2 separate regions of the Mus musculus genome follow, and region 1 is linked to region 2. Evidence: chromatin loops called from intact Hi-C (ENCODE). Cell type or tissue: gastrocnemius. All regions are shown on one strand.

Region 1 (5,000 bases), 90 kb before region 2:
GGCCGCTGGCGCTTTTATTGTTACTGCAGAGAGAGCTGGTAATCTCTACTTCACATTCCACATTATACAGAGCTGAAAGCAACCAAACACGGTCCTTCCATGTAGATCATTTTATTGTAAAAATGTAAGCAAGTACAAATCATCCTATGTGAAATCACTGCGTATTAACATCAACATAATCCAAGTGGGAAAAAACAAGAATCTGATTAGCTGCACAGCACAGCACAGCACAGCACCGCACAGCACAGGAATAAACATTAAGTTTCAACAGTGCTAAAGTTACTTTTGGAAGACATGATGCAAGTATGGTTTTGCTTATAAGGACCTTAGAAAAATAAAAAAAAAAATTCTGAGTGGGCCATCTTTATCATCTCTTCATGTGTGTGTATGAGTGTGTGTGAGTGTGTGTATGTGTGTGTAGTGTGTGTATTGCATGTGTGTGTGTGTGTGGTATGTGTGTTGTATTGTATATATACCAGACCATGAGGTAATAGGAGAATACACTATTCTCGCCAAGATTTTTATCTTGTCTAATCAAGTCATGTTTCTGGCTAGAACACCTTTCTTGTAATCATTTTAAATGTAGTCATTTAAATGAATAATCCAAACAGAAGTCCTATTAGATCCATGTTTCTGTTAAATGATTGCTAAGCCCTAACCTTTCATTTCCCTTCAGGAAACGGCATCAAAAGCATGGTTATCATTCACTCTAGAAGCCCGGATTATCGTTTTAAAGTCATCAGCGTGAGTCTGCGCTCCGGAGTGGGAGAATCCATCCAGCGTTGATTACAGGTGATCCTCAGGCTCGGCTTCACGAGAGGTCTCCTCAGCGGAGGCTGAGCACCGGAGTTACAGGTTAGCTTTTCCCTTCGCAGCCATGTGAGAGCCGGCCTGCGTGTAGGTGTGAATTGCGTTCTGTATCATGGGAAGAGAACACAGGACCAGTGAGTTAGGAACCTGGGATTTCTCTTAAAACAACTCAGAAATCCATCCACTGTGAATGAATTCAGTGTTGCGTAGGGGCTAAAATGAAGCGTTATATGTTGTGCCAGTAAGTCAAAGAAAATGCCTAGTAACTGCTGAACTGAGGCGATAATGGCACTGGAAACCAAGCTGTGTCTGACCCAGCCCAGCCCAGGCTCCTCTCCCAGCCACACCACTCAGGGCTCACCTTAGGCTTCTCAGCGTTGTACTTGTCCAGAAGAGCCTGGATGCGGGCCCCATAGTCAGGGTGGACGTCAGTGAAATTCTTGACCTGGAGTCAAAAGGAACTTACATATTAGCATCTCCTCACCCCTATGTGAACTGTCAGCATCTTGTGCTTACTGGTCAGGGGACGAAGGACATTTCAACAGGTCATATCAGGTTCTGGAGAAAGACCTGGGGGGTCCAGTATAAATTCTCCAGTCTATGGGCTGAGCTGCCTCAGAGAAGCCACCTCACCTATCTGAGTTTCCATGTCCCCCTCTGTAAATGAGCAAGACAATTATACTTATGTGGATCATAGAGACACATCTGGTCTTTATCCTCCATTCCTGGCACATGGATCCTGAAGCCTGTGGAATTTACTGTCGTCCGCGTACCACTGAGATGGTTCGTGGGAGGCTCAGTGAACAGCAGGACAGAGCTGGTACCAGACACAACGAGCATAGGATTTGAAGGTGGGACTTCCAATCCCACCCCGAGCCTACGGATGGTGTCCAGTCACCTCATAACTGATGACCTGGTCAGCCATGCCTATGTAGGGAGAACCCCATGAAAGTCCTTGTATGACAGGGCTCCCGGAGCCTCTTGGTAGGTGTCGGGAGGCTGGTACGGCTGAGAGGCATGAAAACTGGTAGCCCTTCCTCCCCATATCGAGCTCAGGCGTCTCATCCATTTGGTGAGTACTGAGATGCCCTTTATGATGAACAGATAATACTACATAAGGCATTTCCCTGGGTTCTGTGAGCCATGCTAGCAAATAACCAACTTGGCAGAGGCTCCTGTGAACCCTGAGACAGCAGTCGGAACTTTCATGTGCCAGCGATCTTGCGTGAAATCTAAAGTGGAAGGGTTCTTACAGGTTTGACCCCTAAATCTGCGGTTATGAAACAAGTTCCAGGGACTCCTGTCACAACTGGACTGAACTGTAAGACAACCAAACACCACCACAAGGGCAAGAACCTCTTATTGAGGGAGAAAACATATGACAGACCTCATAGGATATTACGGGGAAAATACACCTGAACAACTTGTACCAGCCGCCAATAAACAGCTGACCTCACAGTGGATACCCAACAAGCCAGTAATCTGTGTGAAAGGGCAGACTTGGCACTGCCTCGATTTAAGACCATGCACAAACGGTCCAGAAAGGCTACTCAGTTTATATTGAACGTTGTTCTGGGACAACCCAAAAAACTAGAAGCCAGAGAGAGGGCTCCAGGTAGCTCGATGAGCAGTCAGCTGACACACCGCAGCACCTCGACTCAGCCCGCTTCGGGGAATAGCTCCGTTCTTGCTCTAGGAGAAGCAAGCTTCTACTCTGTCTGAAGAAGAGTCGCAGACTCATGACGGTGAACCTGGATACAGGCTTCAAACCACAAAACCGGAAACAATACCTGTCATCCTCTGAAAGCTTCCGGGAGACAAAGCAGAGCCACGGCTGCTGTCACACACAGAACTGACTACAGCTGAACTGCACAGCACACACAAGAATTCACTCTAAACTCAACTGAATGTCTACACACTGGAAAACCAGATAACAATGAGTGTATGTATCACGCCAGACAAAACGCTGAGACAAGGTAATCGAACTTTGACTGAGAATTGCTGCACTGTCTACAAAGTCATCTTAGCTCAGGTAAACTAGAAACTGCTTTTCCTTGCAGGGTTCTCCCACACGGCTGCACTACCTCCATGAGCCAGCAGGTGTCACCCTCTAGCCATCAAAGCCAGACTCACCGCTTTCTTCTGAATGAAAAGCTGAGCGTCCTTCAGGTGGCCGGCAATGTTCTCACACAGGCGTTTCCTCTCCTCCTCGTTCAACACCTTTGTGTAGAATGTCCGCACCTGTTCAGCAACAAGAGAGCAATAAATAAATAAATAAATAAATAAATAAATAAATAAATAAATAAATAAATCAACCATTTTTCCATGAATAAAACTCCAAGAGTCTACATTAGAAATGCACAATTAAAAATCACATTAATATTATAATGAAAACTGTCATATGTGATGAATTAATTTCTTTTGCATTCATTTGTTGGTAATAGCTTGTAACTGGTTTTCTTCTCTGGGTGTCTGTGCAGGTGTGTGTGTGTGTGTGTGTGTGTGTGTGTGTGTGTGTGTGTCCAATTTTCTCAGGATTGGTTGCTGCCACTTAGCACCCACATGCTTCCAAGGAGCATGCTCCGTCTAGTGGGCAGTACTCTTTCCTGGTCATCGGCACTACGTTGAGACCAGCTGTAGCTTTCTGCAACCCACAAAACCTAGGACTTGAACTTTAACTTCTCGGAGGCATAACACCTTCACTAGAGGACACCCCCACAGGACGCATACTTCCCGAATACCTCCACTTGCTACGGGGACTCGATCTCATTACTGGAACCTAGAGATAACGTGTTTAGCTGAGCTGCAGTACCTTTGCAAAACATTTAATTCAGTCTGTCTATGGAGGTAGGAAGGTAGGCAGGGCTGGAGGGAGGGAGGGCTGGAGGGAGGGAGGAGGCAGGCCATCTATGACTTTTTTCTTTACATTTATTTATTTACTGAATGTGGAGAAGCCTGTGCACACATGTGCCATGTGTAGATGTGAAAGGACAACTTGCGGGTATCACTTCTCTCTTCTATGTGGGTTCCAGAGCTCAAACTCAGTTTGCCAGGCTTGGCTGCAAGCGCCTTTAACCACTGAGCCACCTCGCTGCCCAAAAAGTAATTTCTGGAAGCATTCCTAGTGGTTCACTGCAGCCAGCTTCTCACGGGAGCTCACTGCCAATCTTTCAGGGATTCGTTACCAAGCTACAGAGCTTACCGCACACACACAAAACTTTATTTTTTTTCTGCAGCTTTTCTGAGCTCTTGGTCACTAAGCCCTTGCTTTGTCCTCCAAGGCGTTTCTTTTTTAAAAAAAGAAAAAGATTTATTTCCTTTTATGTATATGGATGTTTTGTCTGCATGTATTAGAAATATACGCCACAAGTTTGCCCGGTGCCCAGGGAGGTCAGACAAGGGTGTCACATCCCATGAAACGGAAGTTTTGGATTGTTGTGAGCCACATATGAGTGCTGGGAATTGAGCCCTGGTCCTCTGCAAGAGCAACAAGTGCTGCTAACCACAGGGCCGTCTCTCCAGCCCCTCTTCGAAGCTTTTAATCTGTCTTTCTGATGTTCTTCATGAGAGGAGAGATCTGATATGAGCAAGTCCTCTGAGCCACAAGGCCAAGGGAATCATTTTTAAGGGAAAAACCATGAAGTTTTCTGGGTACTGGTCACAGGACTTTTATTATTGTTCCACTTCACTTTGAACCCATAATACCAGGATCATGGCTGGTTAAAAATTCGAGTCCTACATAATGATAAGAAAACTTCTCACTAAAATAAGAAAACATAGCATAACACAAAGCTCACATAGCAAACCTTAACGTACAAATGGCAGTCTCGTTTCTAAAGGAGTTGTGTGGGTTTGCTTTGTATCGATCTTGACCTCATACAAGCAAACCCTTGACTGCCAAGGCTATCCTGCAGTACATCGAATTCACCCATATCTCTAAAAATAACCTACTATAAAAGGCTTACCTAAATGTGCTATATATCCCACAATAAAATAGAACTAGCCCCCCCCTTTCAAACAAAAACATCTTCACAGTGAATCCAGCTATGTATTTATAAATATTTCACTTGGAATCTACATTTTTAAACTGAGAAAATAAAAATAGGTTCTAACTGAATTTAAATATCAATTTACAGAAAGCTCCCACAAGGGACTCCAGAGCAACTACCTTCTCATTCTTTGGCTGGGTG
Region 2 (5,000 bases):
AACTAAGACAGTTAAACTTTGAATAATTTAAACAGAGACAGGAGACAGCAAGTCTGGCCATTTAGACAGATAGACATCTACACAGCGAAGATATCACATATTTCCAGAATTGTTTTTAAGACACCAGTATTGTTCTTTTTCTAATAGTTGCTACCTAGGGTCACCTTGTCCACCAGGCAAAATTTGATTTTCCTGATAAGAGCAAAAGGGACGTAATGGCAGACCTGGATTCAGTAATAACTGTGGCCCCATCCTGTCCCCCTGCCCTGAGCTGCCCAGTTAATGGTATGTTTTCAGTTGAGAATAGTCCTGATGGCTGGGAGTCAGTCAGTTCTCTCTCCTTTGTCACAGGAATGGTGCCTCATGCCTGGCAAATCCTGGTGAATAACATTTATATCCTAGCATCCTAAATTTAGGTTATCTCTAACAGGCCTGGTCAGCATATTACTTATCTTTGGGGAATTTTGGAGGCAGTGCTCGCTCCTTTAGCTAAATTCTACTAGTGTAGCCTAATGTCTCCTAAGCAGACCTGTTAGTAAGTCATTTATAATATCAATTTTATTACTTTGAGTTTCTTCTATATCAGCAGCAGCTTGCTTTCTCTCTGTGAGTGGTACTGAGAATGAGCCTCCAAGCGAAGGCAGCTTAATATGGAGATCTACAAATAGTTAAGGTTTTAGATGGCCCACGTGTCTGAATATCTGTTTCTTTCTCTAGATTTGAGAACTCTTCTGATAAAATTTCCTTGACTAGATGGATATCCAAGCACAAGAGACATTTAGAATCCCAGTGCACTCTGAGGAGAACCTCTTCATGGCATATCATAGTCATGATGTCAAAAGTACAAAGAAATGATGGAGGGGGGCAGGGAGTCTATGGGGATTCTAGTGGAGACTCCTGGCAGTGGGGGAGATGGATCCTGAAGTGGCCACTTCCTGTAGCCAGACAGGACTCCCAACAGAGGGATAAGGACAGCAACCCACCCACAAAACCATCATCCCCAAATGTGTCCTGCCTACAAGATGTGCAGAGACAAAGATAGAGCAGAGACAGAGGGAACAGCCAACCAATGACTGCCCCAAGTTGAGACCCATCCCATAGACAAGAACTAATTCCCCGACACTATTAATAATACTCCACTATGCTTGCAGACAGGAACCTACCATAACTGTCCTCTGAGAAGCTCCATCCAACAGCCAATAGAAAGAGATGCAGAGACCCACACCCAAATATTAGTGGAGCTTGTGGAGTCTTATGGAAGAGTTGGGAGAAAGGTTGAGGGATCCAAAGATGGTTTTACTATCCCACTCTCATCTTTAGATAGCTCAATCAAACAACAAAATCAAATCAAAACAAACAAACAAAACACAAAGAAACTTCAGAGTCAAACTATGCTTAGATTCAGTCAATGGACCAAACAGATATATACAGAATATTCCATCCAACAGAAGTGGGATATACATTCTTCTCAGCATCTCACAGAATCCTTTCTAAAATAGATTACCTTCTACGTCACAAAACAATGCTTAACAATAGAAAAGTGTGAGGACTGGAGGAAGCCCTGAGTGAGTTAAGTCCTGAGTGAATGTGTACTGTGGATATAAGCTTGACGATGTCAAAAACCAATGCCTTGGTCCTGTGGGCATATCAGGGCCTTCTCTGGGTGAGGTTTGCAGGGATGGAAAAGTCCAGAGTGAATGTCGATAGTGTGTGCAGAAAATATCCACCATAGCTTTCTCCATTGCTAAGTAAACATAGCTTACTGCTCCCCTACACAGCCTGTGCCTACTGAGATTAGTCAAATTTGCATCCTTGTCCAGCTATATGCAATAACCCTTGCCTTTCTGGTCAGGTATAAATAAATACACCAAGCTTCCAGGGTGCTGGGCTTCTTCATCTGAAAGCCCAGTCTACTCATCCCAGCTTTTCTTTGTATTTGTGTCTGTCAGTTCCTTGTATTTCCTTGTCACACCAGTTAGCTCAGTCCCTGGAGCTGTGTTGAGTGCAGCATTAAAGAAATGGGATAATTTTTCTGTCAAATCATAGCAAAGTGAAATTAGAAAGCAGTAGTAAAAGGAACCACACGAATACTTGAAGACTAAAAAATTCACTCTTGAATGAACAGTAATGCATTGAAGAAAATTGGGAGAACATTTTAAAATCCTAAAAATCAAGCCAGGTGGGGTGGTACATACCTACAATCCCAGCATTTAAGAGGTAGAAGCAGGAGGATTAGAAGCTGAAGTTCATCTTCAGCTTACACAGTTAGTTCAAGGTCAGCTACAGGAAACTCTTTGTCTTAAAAAAAAACAAACAAACAAACAAAAAAAAAACTCAATGGGCTGCCAAGTGGCTCAGTGGGTAAAAGTACTTTCTATAGGAGCCTAATGAGCTGAGTTTGATGCCCAGAACACATGGGAAGGTAGAAGGAGAATAGCGACCCTTCACACACCATGAAGCACATACCTACATGAACACATCACACAAATACACTCGCACAAACAACAATAGATAGATAGATAGATAGATAGATAGGATAAACAAAACAAAATTCCTATAGTCAAAAGAAAATGAAAGTAGAACTTATCAGAACTTTTGGGATACAGCTAAGGCATTTCTGAGAGAAGAAAGTTTATGACTATATGTTTACATTTGAAAATCAAAGAGGCACACATGTTGGCACATGCCTTTAGTCCTAGTACTTTAGAGGCAGAGTAGGCAGATCTCTGGATTTGAGGCCAACCTGCTTTATAGAGTGAGTCCTGGGTCAGCCAGGGCCACACAGAGAAACCCTTTCTCAAAAACAAAACAAAACAAAACAAAACAAAACAAAACAAAACAAAACAAAAGAAAGAGCAGAGCATCCTAGCTACCCCACCAACCCACCAGCCTTCTGGACTAGACAACCTGAAGGGTTACCTTCTTTTCCATCATGCCATCTGGTGTGCAGCACCGCCTGGTGGCTGAGATCATCAAGTGATTCTAACAGAAAGGGTTCCACCTGGTGGCCATGACGTTCCTTCTGGCCAAGGAAGAACATCTGAAGCTGTATGAAACTTTGACCTGAGAGACTCCTTTCTTCAGTGCTGGTGAAGGACATGAGCTCAGGGCCAGTGGAGCCATGGACTAAGACAGCCTCCATGTGGAGAAGCCAGGCTAAGGGATGCTGGGGACACCAGCCCAGTTGCTTCTAGGCAGGCTCTGCTTGAGGAGATCTCTGCATTCAAGCTGACTGGAGCATCATTCAATGCAGTGATTTAGTACAAAGTGCCTAAGGTTTAAGACTCAAGGGCTCAGTGACTGTACGTCTCATGCCCATGACTGGATCAGTGAACAAAACATGGTCCTTATCAGCAGTACCAGATGGCTCCCTTGGACACAGCTCTTCATCCACTGACCAGAAGTGATAAAATAGGCCATCTTTTCTTTTCCAAAGTATATTTACAAATGAAGCCTCCGGACTGAAAGGAAACAAAAACAAAAACAGAGTCCTCAAATAAATAACCTACTGATGGAACTCAAGGTCTTAGAAAAGCAAGAACATGATAAATCTAAAAGCGGTGGGTAAGTAAGAAATACTAGTCATCGGGGGAAGAAATTAATATGAGAGAAATGAAAAGAACAATATAGACTCAATCAAAACAAGTTAGTTCTGATGGGGCTGATGAGTAAAGGTGCTGGCTTTCCAACTATGTGAACCTGATTAACTGAGTTTGATCCGTAGAGGCCATCTAAAACTGGTAAGAGAAAATCAAATACACACAGTTCTCTTCTGACCTCCACACGTACACCATGGCATGCTCTACTCTGATAGTAAATATTGTTGAAAATAAAAGTCAGTTCTCGGACTATGGAGAAGGCTTGGTGGGGTAAAGTACTTACTATACAAACATGAGGACCTGAGTTTCCACTTCTGGCACCCATATAAAAAACAGCCATAGTGGGGCTGGTGAGATGACTCAGCAGCTAAGAGCAATTACTGCTCTTCCAGAGGTCCTGAGGCCTCCAAATGGAGGCTCACAACCATCTGCAATGGGATCTGATGCCCTCTTTTGGTGTGTCTGAAAACAGTAACAGTGTATTCAAATACATAAATAAATCTTAGAAAAGAAAACAAACCAAAACAAAAACAGGCCATAGTGGTGTGCATCTATAGCCCTAGCACCCTAAAGGTAGGGGTGAGGCACACTCTGAAGTCAGCTGGCCAGCCAAATTAGAGCCAAGACAGATGAACTCCATAGTCAGTGAAAATCCCTGTCTCAAAAAGTAAAGTGGAAAGCAATAGAAGAAGACACTTCAAGAGGATCAGAGGTGAGGAGGACACAACATCTGTCCCCAACACCGGGAGTAACTGGGACCAGTGGGACCCAGGCACACAGGAACTCTGCCAGACCAGTGGCACAGGTTCCTTCCAGTCTGTCTGAGCAGACCTTGGGCACAAACTCCACAGCCAGCCCCACAACACCCAGAGGCAGCTCCACTCCCAGGCGCTCTAATGCGCCCAGGATCAGAGGATCCCAGGAGCTTGGTCACACCAGGATCTCAAGGTCCCAAAGGCAGCTTGACTCCCAGGATCTCAGGATCACAGGATCCCAGAATCACAGGATCACAAAGACATCTTGACACAGAGGAGTTCTGACACAACCAGGATCACAGAAAGAACAGGCTCCAGGGCAGGTAGCACTAGAGATAACCAGATGGTGGGAGGCAAGCATAAGAACATAGTCAACAGAGGCCAAGGTTACTTGGCATCATCAGAACCCAATTCTCCCACCATAGCAAGTCCTGGATACTCCAACACACTGGAAAAGCAAGATTCAGATCTAAAATCACTTGTCATGATGATGATAGAGGACATTAAGAAGGACAAAATAACTCCCTTAAAGAAATACAGGAGAACACAGGTAAACAGCTAGAGGCCCTTAAAGAGGATACACAAAAATCCCTTAAAGAGTTACAGGAAAACACAATCAAACAGGTGAAGGAAAGGAACAAAACCA

The links. A loop is a pair of places that touch in the nucleus more often than their neighbours do. Peaks named below come from ENCODE experiments on the same cell type or tissue, not always from the same donor. Only the 100,000 strongest peaks of a DNase experiment are listed, where the experiment ranks them.
Region 1: it touches region 2 in a loop (11-fold over the local background); 38 of 42 quality-filtered maps call a loop at or near these places.

Annotation. Positions count from the first base shown.
Region 1 is chr2:103,453,907-103,458,906 of GRCm38, forward strand. It overlaps Cat (catalase), which reads right to left. Exons shown (of 13, transcript NM_009804.2): 11 at 2,944-3,051; 12 at 1,172-1,255; 13 at 1-915. The coding sequence ends at 850. Among named protein-coding and RNA genes, the nearest start is that of Cat, 29 kb to the right of the region's middle. In gastrocnemius, no CTCF peak of the experiment used is centred here; DNase peaks (open chromatin) are centred at 2,918 and 3,924.
Region 2 is chr2:103,544,355-103,549,354 of GRCm38, forward strand. No RefSeq gene overlaps it. Among named protein-coding and RNA genes, the nearest start is that of Abtb2, 19 kb to the right of the region's middle. In gastrocnemius, no CTCF peak of the experiment used is centred here; a DNase peak (open chromatin) is centred at 2,970.